2 separate regions of the Homo sapiens genome follow, and region 1 is linked to region 2. Evidence: chromatin loops called from intact Hi-C (ENCODE). Cell type or tissue: GM12878. All regions are shown on one strand. Each heading gives the region's core, and the rest is flanking DNA. Links, peaks and the distances in the headings are about the cores only.

Region 1 (8,762 bases), core at 1,930-6,929, 240 kb before region 2:
CACTTTGCAGATTTTGAAAAATTATAAAACAATTTGTGAAGAAAAAGGAATTTATCTCTTAATGTATCTGTATATATAGATATAAACATATGTAATAGCATATTTCTGGCCATTTTATAGTATTCCATTTATTTCTCTTAATCTTTTCATTTAGACTTTACAAAAAAATTTAAAATACAAGACAAATCTATTTGATATCCATTCTATAACTTTTCCCCCAGAGGTCAATATCTAATGTAGCCATAAATTTATTCTTTTTGAAAATTGAGACTTTTGTTTACTTCTGAGCATCCCACATTTCTTCCTTCCTGAATAATTAAAATAGTTCTGGTGGTGACTCTGGGATCACATTTGTACACTTCTTCGGTTTCCTAGAATATAATTCTTCAGAATCTGGAAACTTGGATTAATGTGAAGTAACTAGGGACTACTTCATACCACTTTCACGTACTATCTCAGGCAGCAACATCTTCTTTACATTGTTTAACATTTTTTAGTTTGGGGATAATTTTCTTTACTCTAGAAAAGATGCATTGGTTATTCTTCCTTCTATCATTTGTACTAATAATACCATTTTCACCAAACAATATGTCTGCTCGTTTCTTCTTACCTCTTTATAAGTATCTTTAGAAAGCTATGTATTAATTGTCTTCTACAGAAATAGGTTGGTTTTGTGGCATCAAGAAGACATAGGTGTGAATCATAATATTGTTTTATTCATCAGTTTCTGCAAATTTCTTACTTTCTAGAAGCTGTCTTTTCTTCGTTTGTAATTCTAAGAAAAGATAATGTATAACACAAATTTGTAATAAGAACTAAAGGGTCACATAATGTAAATATAAAGCTATTATTATTATTATTATTATTTGAGACAGATCCTTGCTCTGTCACCCAGGCTGGAGTGCAGTGGCACGATCTTGGCTTTCTGCAACCTACGCCTCCCAGGTTAAAGTGATTCTCGTGCCTCAGCCTCCTGAGTAGCTGGGATTACAGGCACACACCACCATACCTGGCTAATTTTTGTGTTTTTAGTAGAGACAGGGCTTCGCCATGTTAGCCAGGCTGGTCTTGAACTCCTGACCTCAGGTGATCCACCCATGTCGGCCACCCAAAATGCTGGGATTACAGGCGTGAGCCACTGCACCCAGTGTAAATATAAAGCTTTAGCACAATGTTTGGCACATACTATACGTAAACATTCTTAATTTCACCAAGAAGTCACAAGTTCAGTTTATACTATGCTTTTGGGGAGTAATGATCATGTGTCTGGACTGATCATGTCTCTACTCTCTGAGAAGCAGTTGTTGAGATAGAGTTAGGTGCAAGGAATTTATTGGCATGGCGGCAGAGCAAAGTGCAGAGGAGACATGCAAAAGAAGCCTTCAGAGCCAGAAAAAAAAGAAAAAGAAAAGGAACGTCTTAGACTAAGATACAGATCTGTCAAAGTCTCTTCTGGCAAAGGGGCTTTGAAGCGAAGTTGCTCATTAGAGAAGACCCACAATGGACAGCCTGACTCTGGTACCTCTGCCACACTCATCGTTGGCTGGGGAAGTCCAAAAAGAGCTCAGTCTTGATTCAGAAGTTAGATGTTGGAGTTAGACACCATCAGCCAACTTCACTCTTTGCAGCCAAAGAGCAAATCTTTCTTAAAGAGAGATCCAAGTGGCACTCCTCATGCTGCCACGTTGGGCTGTAGGGCAAAACTACATTGTTCATACAAACATGACTTCCCCACTTACTAACTGGGGGTTTGTAAGAAAGGTATGGAATCTCTCTGTGCTTCAGCTTCCTTGTCTATAAAGCAAGAAAAATAACAGTAGCTTCCATAGAGTTGTTGTGCAGGTTAAATTAAATAATGTATATAAGGTACTTAGAATAGTAATTGGAACACAACAGAGACTCAATAAACATTTGCTATTATAACTGGCATAGTCTTACATTTTGCCACTGCCATAAATTTATTCTTGCCTTCTTATATCCCTTCTTTCATCTTTTGTGTATATCCTGATAAAGCAAATAACATCAACACTGAGCAAACGTACGGCTTTTTTTTTTTTATTTTTCTCTTTCTCTCATTTCTCATTGTTCACAATTATCAGTCCAGGTAATTGCACTTATTAGTATTTCTGTTAATAATCCTCCTTAGTATAGGTAAGAAGAGAGTCTAAGTGAGATTTTCATGCCATAACCTTGCAGAGTAGATGTATTCATTCCACAGTACGAATAAAATAAGCTTCTTTGAGGGCAAATCATAATCACTATATGCTATATCCTTTGTGGATAAAAGGAGCTATTTTATATCCATCAAAGTTGAAATGAGGTTTAGTTTAGTGGACCAGAAAAATATTACCTGTTTTGACATAAATAGAATAGAACAATTCCAAAGAAATCCAATTTTGAACAGCACTGCATGCAGGGATTACAAAGTTTGAGAAGATCTGAGTGTTCTGAATGCTTCTTGTTGTCTAATGTGCTCTCCTAAGATTAGCCAAGCATATTATGTGAAGATGAACCAGACTTATCTTTGTGCTCTTTCAATTTTCTAACAAATGAAAATTTAATCACGATCTATTATATTCACAGAGTCCCTAATCTATTCCAGTAATCTGAATTATTTTGGGTATATTATTTTGTAAAATGATAGTACTCCTTTACAGCAATCCTAGGGCCACTATTATTATTCATACTTAGAAACAAATCACAGGCTAAAAGCTATGGCTATAGAAAAGAAACTGAATTTTATTCACTAGCTTGTCTGATGACGATTTTTTGTTTTCTAAAATTTCATTTTTTGTCATGTCATAATGACAGCATGACATGTAGAAAAGTAATGAATCTGAGTGCTATCCTCATAATACAGAAATTGTAACTCTTCAAGATATCATATGATATCAAATGATATCATAACAATCAGTTACTCACTAATAAATATTTATTGTCATACTTATTTTGTGGCTAGGCTATTTCTAGATATGATGGTATAGAAATGAACAATTCAAATGTGATTCATTCTCTAGCTTAAAATTTTTCATTATAATTAAAATAAGATTCTTACATTGCCTATGAGGATAAATTAATACTTGAGTCTGTGCCTATGTGTATGAGCTCAAGTCATACTAGATCCTCTGAGCTTACTCTGCTCCAGGCACACTGTTCTACTGCCCTTCTTTTTGTTTCTTGGACAACATCTTAATCTCCTCCTTTGACTCAGACCATTTGCACTAGCTGTTAGGTCTATCTGATATGCCCTTCCCTCAGATATTATGGTTTCTTCTCATCATTCAGATCTCAAGTCAAAGAGTGACCTCACAGAGTCTCTGGCCTAAAATAGTTCCTAGCGCCACTCTCCAATTACCATCTATCCCTTAATACTGACTGTTTCACTTCTTATCCAAATTAATTGCTATTGGAAATTATTTATTTTCAAATATTTATTGCCTTTTTCAAGTGTTCACAGCTTTTCTGATTTTATGACTGCATTTGACAGCCACATCCCACATTTTATTCCCTGCCTCCAGGACCCTGCCATGGCTCTGGGTCACCTTTTTCTTAGTTGATTTATAGCACTAAGTACTCTTTGTATGGTAATGATCTTTGTATTTTACTGTTCCCTAGCACAAATATGTAGGCTACTTGAGAATAGAAACCAAACATTGCCATTCACAGATGTAGCTCCTGGAAAAATACACAGCACACAGTAGCAGTTTCTCAAAAATATTCATTGAGCAAATTAACAAATTCACTAATTTTAAAATTTGTACAATATTGACTACTTAATTACCACATGTTATTCTGACTGTTTCACAGAAGTAAAGAAAAAACCACATATGCTTAATCTACCTTCTCCCTTTTTAAATGAGTGTTACACTCCTACTGTAAAACTATCAGTGCCACATACTGTTTTTCAAGCCACTTTTCAGTTCTGGCATATCAAGTGTTCTACTTTTAGGTCTGCCTATAGAAAGCAAGTAGGAAGAGATACAAAAGTTTTGCATACTATCATTTGAAATTTCTATTCTATTTCACATCATTCTCTTAAATTAATTATAAAGCAAACTTCTGACATTTCATAGAAATGAGCTCATTTACTTATATGGATAAGAGGATGAAAGAAGGTTTATAATAATTTTTACATTATTATTTGTATCTCTGACTTATGTGTACAACCATTTTAATATATACGCCTTCTGTTAACAAAGAGCAGATTGAATTTCTTCCAACAATGATGTAAAATTACCTCCAACATTGAATATAGCTCTTCAATCTTATGAAACCAAATTATTTCTTAATTTCTCAAAGAGAAGATGCATGCTTATTACTTATTACACAAAATTAGATCATTCCTCTGATTCAGAGAGACTTATAAAGTTGATATGGTTTGGCTGTGTCCCCACCCAAATCTCAACTTGAATTGTATCTCCCAAAATTCCCACGTGTTATGGAAGGGACCCAGGGGGAGGTAATAGAATCATGAGGGCCAGTCTTTCCCATGCTATTCTTGTGATAATGAATAACTCTCATGAGCTGTGATGGGTTTATCAGGGATTTCCACTTTTGCTTCTTCCTCATTTTCTTTTGCTGCCACCATTTAAGTGCCTTTTGCCGCCACCATGTAAGTGCCTTTTGCCTCCCGCCATGATTCTAAGGCCTCCCCAGCCATGTGGAACTGTAAGTCCAATTAAACCTCTTTTTCTTCCCAGTCTCAGAAGTGTCTTTATCAGCAGTGTGAAGACAGACTAATACAGGAGTATATTTGGATAAGAATAATAGAACACCTGAAAACATAATTATATGCACAAGACAAAACAAATCTGTTCTTTGATGATGGTTATTTTCATCAGAGTTATATTTCAAAAAAAATTTAAATCTTCAAATACTTATAAGAAAAATAAAATAAAATAGACCATTACTTATAGCTACAACCTATGCCATTTGGGGTAACTTTCCCATATATCAATAGAGTTAGCCAAAATAAAAACATTATTACTTGATTCATTAGCTTAACATTGTACAAAGACATATAATTCAGCCTTTAGATTCAAATGTTCTTCTATGTGTAGTTAAAATATATATTGATAACATGAATTTCAGAAATAAGATTAAATAACCATTAAACTGGGCTAAGTAAAGGCATTGTAGTCTACAATTGCATTAGAATTAGGATCATGATTTTTTAAAAACATTAAACTAGTTCATCATAACATAAAAGGACATGCATTTTTAATTTGGCTCAGGATGTTATTTTTTACAACATATTCTTTACTCAAGAATTATGTTCTCAAGAGCACAGTAAATTTTATGCTCCAGAAAAGATGTGCGTTAGCATTGCTTTTGCTTTCTATTGCTTTTATCAAAGCAGTCCAGGCAAGTGGAACTGAAATTAATGCAAGAGAGAAAAATCAGCATCATTCAATGAAAATTTTCATGCAACACGGTCTGTGGTGTTTTTCTAGCAATCTAGGGTGAAATGGACAGTGTTTTCCATTTTAACTGTTCTTTCAATATTGGCCTTTGATACTACATGAAGAGATACACTCTAGTGACTGACAATCAGAGTTGCCCAAATATTAGTAGCAACTTGTGTTTATATTTCACAGTGGTAGCACCGTGTGTTTATATGTCAAAAAGTTTTTTACATACTGAGGTAGTCTGAGATTTTTATGGAAATTCCTCCAATACAGAAAATGATGTGCAAACCATAATGTCAATTGGTCATGTGCAATCACTTAACTTGGACAGTGCTATTTTACAAGGAGGATGGACTCAAGGGCATACTGGGAAGAGGAGGGAATGATCTAGAAAAAAAAAGGACAGGATGGATACAGCTGTAGAATGCTACAATGAACAAAAAAATTAAAAAATGGTACATGGGCTAGACTATATCTAAGTCAGAGTCCTACAACAAATACAGGCTCACTTCTTATTGCTTTCCTCATTTTCCTTATATTTATTTGTCATAATAAATCTGTGTTTTTTTGGCATCATTTTATTCTTTTAATTTTTTAAAACTAGTACAAGCATTAGTTCCAGCAAGAGGCTCTTTGGCTTCCTGACTTCACAAGAGCAAAGATAGTCTTTTAGGACTGAAAATAATGACTTCTGGGATGTCTTACATTGACAATTTCAATATTAAATTAGTTAAAACAAACAAAAAAAACCATGGCAGAAATGTTAGTTTAGGAGCAAGTGAGAGCATAGAATAAATGAGACAACACCTCTCTCAACACAAGCATGATGCAAGTTGTCAAGAGGACAGGGAGGATGCAGCCAGGCTCTGCTACCACAGTGAGGGAATTTCCCTCCTATAATGCACCCCAGGAGATATCATTAGTATATAAGACTTCTAAAGGTTCATAATTATGAGAAGAGTCCTTTTAGAAAACAAAACAAAAACAAATTAACAAACAAAACAATTAGCCACATTATAATTATGATGCTTTTTCTATGCTATGTTTGTATTTTGAAGATATCTCTGTGACATACACATTTGTCCTATGGTGAGCTCAGTTCAGCTGATGTGTCAGTTCATGGTCTAAAAATTCAAGTCTATCTGATGGGTGAAGTACGACCATAATTAAAGCAGCATGAGAGATGAAAATTGAGCCTATATTAAAACTGATTATCTTTACCCTTCTACAACCCATGCTCTAGGTTTTCATGTAATTTTCAAGTACATAAGGATATTAAAGTCAGATCATAAAACTAGTAAGTTATGAAGCCAGAAATTTGCATCTATAACTGTGACTCTTAAAGTTTTTCCCTTTATATTACCTCATGTCTTACTATTAGAACCAAGTGCTTAGCATTTGGGGGGTACATGGACCCCCTAAAGTAAGTAGTAAAATTGCACTTCCTGGAAAAATTCACATGCTTTTTATTCCTGAAAATATGCCATGCAATGTAAGAGGTTCACAATTACCTATATAGTAAGAGTAATAATTGGTTCAAAATGAGAGCCTCTTATGAGGGGTCAAAACGAAGGCTTTATTTACTTTTCTGGAGACCATATATATATATATTTTGAGACGGAGTCTTTCTCTGTCACCCAGGCTAGAGTGCAGTGGTACAATCTCGCCTCACTGCAACCTCCACCTCCTGGGTTCAAGCAATTCTCCTGACTCAGCCTCCTGAGTAGCTGGGATTACAGGTATGTGCCACCATGCCCAGCTAATTTTTGTATTTTTAGTAGAAACAGGGTTTCACCATGTTGGTTAGGCTGGTTTCGAACTCCTGATCTCATGATCCTCCCACCTCGGCCTCCCAAAGTGCTGGGATTACAGGCATGAGCCACCACTCCCAGCCAGGAGGCCACAAATTTTTTTTAATTATGTTGCATTCACAAAAGAAAAGGAAGATTAATAAGGCTTATCTTAAGGGACATATTATATTATAAACTAAAGGTCAACAAGAGAACAGTAAGAGCAATCATTGTGGTCTTTTGTGACTAGAACAGAAATTTAAGTTTAATATACCTTCTCCCTTCAAAGGCCTGCATTTTAAAATAATCATTGTCTGTTCAGCCAATATGATAATATTTTGCTTTACTACTTACATTACTGATATTTTAGTGTTCTCTTTTTCTGTTGTTTTCCTTTAGAAACAGTAATGTCAAAAGAATGATGTGTTTGGATGATACAATGTATGTGATTGAGAAGCTTTAAAATAACGTAATTTAAAACACAAAATGGAACAGTAATTTTCATATTCGTTACAGCTTCATGTTAATACAATTCTACCCTAGATTTCTGGATCTAGAATGCTCAACGTTTGATTCTATGGGCATAATCTCAAATCACCAAAGCCTTGGATACTTTCCTATTTTATATTATTTCAGCTTTTTTTTAAATTCAATAATGTGATTATTGAACCAACTAGGAGAAAAGCACAAATAAACCATCTTTTAAAACAAAATTCTGTAAGTCTGTAAAATCCACCATGCTATACGTCAGCTTTCAGAAGCCATCAAGTACGCTAAAATCAGATTGTTTTGATCTAAGCTACAGTATTTCTACCCTTAAGAAATACAGGAATCTACTTTTCTGCCAAGTAGTGAATCTCCTTTTCTGCCAAAGAGTGATCTCCCTCCCATCTCACGTAGCAGTCGCGGAACTAAGTGTCACGTTAATGTGGGAGTGTGCACCTTCTCTTGGAAACAGTAAAAGTTACAGAGTTTTCCTGAGCACAGGTGGGGCAGTAGTAAGAACAAGCAGAAAGTGAGGAAATTTGGAAGGCTCATGAGACTCAATGATAAATGCATAAAATTACTTTGTAAATTGTAAATTATTATTGCCATATTAAATTTTCCATTTTCTTATTGCTATTGCTATTACTACTATCACGGCTACTACAGTTAATATTGAGGTTCCATAGACCGTGAATCTGAAAAGTCCTATTTGTTCATGAGAAAAGGTGTAGTACTGTGTCCGGAATTGGTGGGTTCTTGGTATCACTGAGTTAAAGAAGGAAGCCGCAGACCCTCCAGGAGAGTGTTAACAGTTCTTAAAGGCGGCACGTCCCGAGTTTGTTCCTTCTGATGTTCGGATGTGTTCGAAGTTTCTTCCTTCTGATGGGTTCTTGGTCTGGCTAGCTCAGGAGTGAAGCTGCAGACCTTCGTGGTGAGTGTTACAGCTCATAAAGGCAGTGCGGACCCAAAGAGTGAGCAGCAGCAAGATTTATTACAAACAGCGAAAGAACAAAGCTTCCACACTGCGGAAGGGGATCCCAGTGAGTTGCCACTGCTGGCTCCTGCAGCCTGCTTTTAT
Region 2 (8,762 bases), core at 1,673-6,672:
ACTTGTTGACATGATAATTTTCATTTATCAGTGCTTTTTAATGTCAAAGTTTCATGTTAGGTTAATTCATCAAAAGTTGACATATTTGTTGCTATCATTAAAGTGTCTAATTTTAAATTTTATCTAATTTATTTTGAAATACTGGAAAAATGCTTATTAAATTTTTAATAGTTTATTGGTTGATTCTTCTGGGTTTGTTAGGAAATGTCAAATCATCTGTTAATATTAATGATGTTTTGTTCCAAGTCTTTTCTTGACTAGCACATAAAAAACACCGCTAAATGATGCAAAAGCTTTGGCTGTCTTGTTCTTGACTAAAATGGAAATGTATTTGATGTTTGAGCTGATGCAATTTGTTGCCTTTAATTTACTATAGAATTTTAACATATTTTATTATGTTAATAGATTTCTAAATATTAAACCGTTTTGCATTTCTAGATAAAAATGCTACTTTTCTTCAGTGTATTTAATATATTGCTAAACTCCACTTGCCAATGTTTTTTGAATAACATTTTCATCATTTGTTTGTATTCAGATTTCTTTTTTTTTTTTTTTTTGAGACGGAGTTTTGCTCTTGTTGCTCAGGCTGGAGTACAATGGCACGATCTCGGCTCACGGCAATCTCCGCCTCCCGAGTTCAAGCCATTCTCCAGCCTCAGCCTCCTGAGTAACCGGGATTACAGGTGCCCGCTGCCATGCCTGGCTAATTCTTCTATTTTTAGTAGATACGGGGTTTCACCATGTTGGCCAGGCTGGTCTTGAACTCCTGACCTCGTGATCCACCCGTCTTGGCCTCCCAAAGTGCTGGGATTACAGGCTTGAGCCACAGCATCCGGCCCTTTTCAGTACATTTTTTTTTTCTTTATTTTTTTGAGACGGAGTTTCTCTCTTGTTGTCCAGGCTGGAGTGCAATGGCACGATCTCAGCTCACCACAACCTCCGCCCCTCTCCCCCTACCCGGGTTCAAGCAATTCTCCTGCCTCAGCCTCCTGAGTAGCTGGGATTACGGGCGTCCACCACCACGCCCGGCTAATTTTTTGTATTTTTAGTAGAGGTGGGGTTTCACCAGGTTAGCCAGGCTGGTCTCGAACTCCAGACCTCAGGTGATCCACCCGACTCGGCCTCCCCAAGTGCTGGTATTACAGGCGTGAGCCACCGTGCCCAGCCCTTTCAATACATTCTTTATCCATTCTCCTTTTTGTCTTTGTTATTAGATACGTTTCAGCTTCATAAAAGCAGCTCATTCATTAAGGAATGTTGTACATATTAAAAAACACGAGAAGGCTAGAAGCGGTGGCTCACGCCTGTAATCCCAACACTTTGGGAGGCCAAGGCCAGTGGATCACGAGGTTAGAAGATAGAGACCATCCTGGCCAACATGGTGAAACCTCGTCTCTACTAAAAATACAAAAAAAATTAATTGGGCATGGTGGCAGGTGACTGTAGTCCCAGCTACCCGGGAGGCTAAGGCAGGAGAATCGCTTGAACCCTGGAGACTGAGGTTGCAGTGACTGAGATCGCACCACTGCACTACAGCCTGGCGACAGAGCAAGTCTCTGTCAAAAAAAAAAAACAAAAACAAAATACAAAAAGAAACATCAGAAATATAATGGATATAATGGACCCCATGTTGGATTGTTGGATTGGCCAGAAGGGCAGACGTATAGAAACCAGGGTAGGTCAGCTGTGGAAGAAGGAAGGGGTAGTAGGAGGACATGAATTGTTGTAGAATCAGTTCTGGGAGTAAGATGGACTGAAACTAGCAACTTAGATGATTACCATAGATAAGAGTTATAGGTGTAGCTAGATAAAATAGAGAGGAATATTGAGAGGCAGAAAGGCATAGACAGCCGCTATTAAACTGTGTTAAACCAGAAGTGGATTTGAAGAGTGCAAATCACTCAGAAGAGTCTCAAAACGAATACCATATATAACGGGTTTTGAACAGCCCTTGACAATGTCTAAAACCAATTTTGTTGAGGTTATAATTGACATACAAAAACTTGTATATATTTAATATATACAGCTTCTTGAGTTTGGAGATACATATACACCTGTGAAACCATCACTGCAATCTATGCCATGAACCTATCCATCTCTTCCAGAAGTTTTCTTCTATCATCTTTGTTAATTATGATGATGAAGTGATGATGATGATGATGATAAAGAACACTTAACATAAGGTATATCCTCTTAACAAATGTTTGGGTTTTTATTACAGTATTGTTTATTATAGACATTATGCTGTGCAGTAGATATCTAGGACTTACCTTGTGAAATTAAAACTTATAACCCTTGGCAAATACCTTCCCATTTCCCCCTGCCCCCAGCCCCTGGAAACCACCGTTCTAATATTTGCTTCTATGAATTTGACTATTGCAGATTCCTCATATAAATGGGATCACGCAATATTTGTCCTTTGGTGTTTGGTTTATTTCACCTAGCATTTTATTCTCCATGTTCATCTATGTTGTGGCAAATGGCAGTATTTCCTTCCTTTTTTAATGTTCAATGGTTCCTTCCTTTTTAAATATTCAATTGTGTGTATATATCATGTTTTCTGTATCCATTCATTCATCCATCCATGAACATTTAGGCTACTTCTACTTTTTGAATATTATAAATAGTGGTGCAGTGATTGGGAGGGCAGGTATCTCTTTGGGATACTGATTTCAATTCCTTTGGGTGTATACCTAGAAGTGCGATTGCTGGATCATATGGTAATTCTGTTTTTAAATTTCTGTGGAACCTAAGATAACAAGTGCTGGCAAGAATGTGGAGAAAAGGGAAACAAGGGAAACCTTGTACACTGCTGGTGAGAAAGTAAGGTGGTGTAGCCAATATAGAGAACACTCATGCTTAGTAAGCACTAAGTGGTTCGTAAACTCTATTTCTCTCCCTCGCCATATATATATATATATATATATATATATATATATATATATATATATATATATATATATATAAAATATCTTTAAATAAAATAGTAAATAATATTATTTATTATTATAGGGAATAGACTTTCCTCTGAAAGAAATTATTTCTGAATTTGATTAGGGCTCCTTAATTATATCTTAGAGTACAGCAAAGGGCTTTTATATGTTTGAAGACACTTGATTCAATGACATGCTAAGATTTGTCTATGTTATTTATAATGGGTGATACTTTTATTTCCAAAATTTGTTATCAAGTAAAGAACAATTACACAAATATACATCATTGAAAAGCAAATACATTTTGAAAAGTTTTAAACACCCAAGAAAAATTTTAAACAACTTTTTTTCTCCCCATTATTTGATAATATTTTTGATTTAGTATTTTCTACAATTTCTTTATATTGATTACCAAATTTGTTTGCTGATAAGAAGTGACAGGTGTTGTTTAAATCAGGTGCAAAATGTTTAAAGTTTCACATTTATGAAAAAAACATTCAGTTGGGAAAAAGATAAAAACAGAACACATTTACAATATAGAAATATTTGTCGGGTCCTGTTGTGATTTTTTAAAGTCCAATTATGAGGGCACTATGTTGTGTTAACCATTTTAGTATAAGTTAGTTGTATCTAGATGTTTAACCCTCCCTTTCCCCATCTGACACAAACTGTGATGATCACATTATATAGAACAGTCTGTGTTACCACTTCACTACAGGTAGAATTTTATTTAGGATATGATTTTAATTTTCCTGTAGAGTGCTGCCCCACTGTGGACAGATTAGGAATCACTGAAGCCTGACAAGTAATTACTTTTTGCAAATACTGTCTTTATTAAATCTCCCGTACAAATATTCCTTACATGTAATACCTGCATAAAGAAATATCCACCCAATGGTTACAAAAAATGTTGTAAAATTTGATATCTTCTCAGAGAACTACTTAAATATAAATAGGCCTTTTCTGAGTTACAAAATCTAAAAACTTTGCTTCATAAAATGTTTCTAAGGCATCAAACTGGAGTAGTAGAAAGACAAATTAACTTTTAAAGTCATAATCTCTTCTCAAGCCATTAAGCACATTTAATCTGTGCCACTACAAATTTTGGATATTGCCTATTGTTATCACAAACTAATATTTTCACATTCAGTTTTGTTTTTACATTATCTTGATTGATTTTAAGGCAGCCAGTATTGAACCTAAATAGTGAAGATGATGAATTTAGTTAAATTATTATGGCTGATTTCATCAGAGTTCATTGTGTAAAAATTTGACACTAGTGATAGAAATTATGATAATTGAATAAATTACAATGAGGTCATTAATTCATTTTATTTTTAATACATCTATGTGTTTATTCATAGCATCAACATAATTTTCCTCAGATTATAAAAGCATGTGCAACTAGTCTGTCTAAATCACCTCTTCTTTGAAAGTTAAAGCCATATTATAGAATTGTGACTTTTAGTCTTCACAATCTATTCTTCATCCAACATAGCTCTGCAACCTTTAGTTATAGATGTAAAAATTATTTTCCTCTTCACTCACCTTTTATTATTATTATTATTATCTATATTTGTAGGTCACAAAGATCTTATATAGTGTGGCATAGTGAAGGTAAGTTTGGGCAGAAAGTTAGAAAACTAGAACTTGGTCCTATGTGTGCCACCAATTAGGTGTGCATGCTCTTGAATTTCATTTAAAAGTGTGTTGTAATCTTCATCTCTCATCAGAGGATATTAGACTATGTAATTTTCTAGACTCTTTTTCAAATTATCTAAATTAGAAATTGTTTCTCTTGCAGTTTGGGTTCATTTAATTTGATTCAAATCAATTCAACTCACATCCATTCAATTTAGTTGTATTTGAATCAAAGAGTATTTATTACAACTTTCTATAGACACAGTCCTGCTATGAGCGCTGTACAGCCAGGGAACTCCTCTGTGAGGTGGGGGAATGAAAAAAGATTTGTAATGACTGATTTGTGACTTCAAAGTCCTCACTTTTCTCCCATTGATTTTTACTATAATTAGTGAAGTTAACCTCAAGAAATCATAAAGTCAGAAAAAGTCATCTTTGGCATGTCTTCTTTCTTCTAACTAGGTTCTCAAATAGATAAGTGTGTCCTCATTTTGAACCCAGGCCTCCCAGCACCTTTTTTTTTTTCTAAGCAAAGCTCTGTGCTGTTCTAATACGTGTCTTTCTTCACCTTCTCTCTGTTACACCAGCCACATTCTTTCATTTTCTTTGTGTCTCAGCTAACTTTGTTGTTGGGTGTGACACTAATAAAATTCTAAATCAGAAATACATAATAAATCACCAACTTACTGAAGACTTTCTCCCACACTCTTTGTCCTAATAAATGTTCCATCTCTGGTAACTGCAATGACTCGCTCATTGCCTGCACTGTACTTTTTTTCGTGGTTCACAAAGAAGCCAAGAGGGCAGAGAATGGCATACGCTAAACTCATATACTTCAACTCTAAGTCTTGCGTTTGCTTCCATTCTAGTTTCTTTTAATGAGTTAATTTGTTCCTTACTTTTCAGTAATCCTGCTTTCACAAAGATGCTGCCTTCAAGATACTCTCTTACAGTAACTAATACACACTTCTCTCATAAAAATATTCTGCGGAAAATAAGCAGCAAACAAATAAAAAATTCTAAAATAAACTTAATGCATTCTGTTTTCTTCCTCCTCAGCTCAACAAGACTGCAGCTCACTGCTTGAGTTCCACCTTCCTAAACCAGGGTGGAAAATGTTCCTAAGAAGGTGGCCAGGGTGAGAGTGCTGCTCACTTCATTTGTTTCCTTAAGTTCAAGGATCAGAGTCTGGGTATTTTTTTGTCCAATAACTGAACAAAAAGGTTTTTTATGTTCACATATTTGGTTCAGTTTTAAAATTGTTTACAGTGGAAAAGCAAGTGTCTTCAGTCATTTTCCCTCATGAATGGAAATCCATAGTATTTACATGACAGTTTGTTTACAGGTGAATTTAGTAAAGGTAGCTGTATTAGTCTGTTCTCACACTACTAATGAAGACATACCTGAGACTGTGTAATTTATAAAGGAAGGAGGTTTAATTGACTCACAGTTCCACAGGGATGAGAAGGCCTCAGGAAGCTTGTAATCATGGTGGAAGGGGATGCAAACACATCCTTCTTCATATGGCAGCAGCAAGGAGAAGTACAGAGCAAAAGGGGGAAAAGGCTCTTATACAACCATCAGATCTTGTGAGAACTCACTCACTATCATGAGAACAGCATGGAGGTACATGGAGGTAATGGGCTCCCATGATTCAATTACCTCCCACTGGTCCCTCCCATTACACATGGGGATTATGGGGACTACAATTGAAGGTGAGATTTTATGAGATTTGAATGGGGACACAGCCAAACCATATCATTCCACTACTGACCCCCCCCAAATCTCTTGTCCTCACAGTTCAAAACGTAATCATGCCCTCCAACAATCCCCTAAAGTCTTAACTCATTCCGGCATTAACTCAAAAGTCCAAGTCCAAAGTCTTATCTGAGACAAGGCAAGTCCCTTCCACCTATGAGTCTATAAAATCAAAAGCAAGTTAGTCACTTCCTAGATACAATGAAGGTACAGGCATTGGGTGAATGCATCTGTACTAAATGGGAGAAATCGGACAAAACAAAGAGGCTACAGGACCCATGCAAATTCAAAATCCAATAGGATGGTCCTTAAACTTTCAATTTCCAAAATGATCTCCTTTAACTCCATGTCTTATATCCAGGACATGCTGATGCAAGAGTTAGGCTCCCACAGCCTTGGGCAGCTTTGTCCTTGTGGCTTTCCAGGGTACAGGCCCCCTCCTGTCTGCTTTCATGGGCTGGTGTTGAGTGTCTGTGGCTTTTCCAGGTGCACAGTGGCCCACTCTTGCAGCAAACTTCTGCCTGGACATCTAGGAGTTCCATACATCCTCTGCTATCTAGGTGTAGGTTCCCAAACCTCAATTATTGATTTCTGTGCACCTGCAGGCTGAACACCATGGGAAGCTGCCAAGGCTTGGGGCTTGCACCCTCTGTAGCCAAGGCTTGAACTGTACCCAGGCCACTTTTAGCAGTGGCTGGCACAGCTGGGATACAGGGCACCAAGTTCCTAGGCTGCACACAGGAGGGTGAGCCCAGCCCACAAAACCATTTTTTCCTCCTAGGCCTTGGGCTTATGATGGGAGGGGCTTCCATGAAGGTCTGTGACATACTCTGGAGACATTTTTCCCATTGCCTTGGTAATTAACATTTCATTTCTTGTTATGCAAATTTCATAGCAGGCTTGAATTTCTCCCCAGAAAAATGGGATTTTCTTTTCTATTCTATTGTCAGGCTGCACATTTTTCAAACTTTTATATTCTGCTTCCTCTTGAATGCTTTGCTGCTTAGAAATTTATTCTTCCAGATACCCTAAATCATCTCTCTCAAGTTTAAAGTTTCACAGATGACTAGGGAAGGGACAAAATGCTGCCAGTCTCTATGCTAAAGCATAGCAAGAGTCACCTTTGCTCCAGTTGCCAACAAGTTCCTCATCTCCGTCTGAGACCACCTCAGCCTGGACTTTACTGTCCATATCACTATCAGAATTTTGGTCAAAGCCATTCAACAAGTTTCTAGGAAGTTCCAAACTTTCCCACATCTTCTTGTCTTCTTCTGAGCCCTCCAAACTGTTCCAGCCTCTGCCTGTTACCCAGTTCCAAAGTCACTTCCACATTTTTGGGTATCTTTATAGCAGCATCCCACTCTACCAGTGCCAATTTACTATATTAGTCCATTCTCACACTGCTAATAAAGACATACCTAAGACTGGGTAATTTATAAAGGAAAGAGTTTTAATTGACTCACAGTTCTGCAGGGTTGGAGAGGCCTCAGGAAACTTAAAATCATGCAGAAAAGGAAGCAAACACATCCCTCTTCACAAGGCGGCAGCAAGGAGAAGTGCAGATCAAAGTAGGGGGAAAACCCCTTATAAAACCATCAGATCTTGTGAGAACTCACTCACTATTACGAGAACAGCATGGACATAACCACCCCTGACATTCAATTACCTCCCACTGTGCCCCTTCCATGACTCGTGGGGATTGTGGGAACTATAATTCAAGATGAGATTTGGGTGGGAAAACGGCCACACCATATCATTAGCCGTATGGTCAATAACTGTACAATGTTAGAGTAATTCCCAAAAAAAATAGTTTCAAATATATTTTCTTTTTGAAAACCAAAAAAAAAAAAAATTCTAAATTAAGTCTAGTTAAGACATCTTGATGTTTCACTGTTATTTGCATTTTGAACTCTTCATTTGGCTAAACCATACTAGAATCCCAACTCTTTGACTGTAAGGATAGGTTCCCTCGCCAGTAAAATGGGGACAGTCATGCCAACCTAACAATTTTGTTTTAGTGACTAAATTATCAAATAAAGTAATTTAAAAAATTTTTCAGTGCCTGACACTTAGCAGTAACTCAAGAAATACAGAATTGGTTATGGTTATGATTATTACTATCATTTCAGGTTAGGCTATTAGATACATAAGAAGTTTGAGTTTTACAGGCTTCTAAATGCCTCTCAATGTATGCACCTTTGATGCATATTCCTCCACTTTATTTTATTATTTTCTTGCACAAATATATATTTTAACTGTGTATATTAGCATGTCTCAACTCTAGTCCCAAAATAATCTGACCTGATGAAAGAAAAGGAAATGTTATAGTAAGTTTGGGAAAACATTGTGATCAACAGGCTCATTTTGAAGGTTCAGGTTTCCATTAATATATCAAAGGCACTGAAAAAACCTCCAGTAAAAAAAAAAAAT

Evidence for each region. Peaks named below come from ENCODE experiments on the same cell type or tissue, not always from the same donor. Only the 100,000 strongest peaks of a DNase experiment are listed, where the experiment ranks them.
Region 1: a loop joins it to region 2, with 2.0 times the contacts of the local background. A loop is called at or near these places in 4 of 110 quality-filtered maps.

The regions. Positions count from the first base shown.
Region 1 is chr6:95,670,992-95,679,753 of GRCh38, reverse strand. All of the region lies in intron 2 of LOC107986543 (a long non-coding RNA gene), which reads right to left. Among named protein-coding and RNA genes, the nearest start is that of MANEA, 98 kb to the right of the region's middle. In GM12878, for the core only: no CTCF peak of the experiment used is centred there; no DNase peak of the experiment used is centred there.
Region 2 is chr6:95,426,758-95,435,519 of GRCh38, reverse strand. No RefSeq gene overlaps it. Among named protein-coding and RNA genes, the nearest start is that of MANEA-DT, 150 kb to the left of the region's middle. In GM12878, for the core only: a CTCF peak has its summit at 3,709; a DNase peak (open chromatin) is centred at 3,670.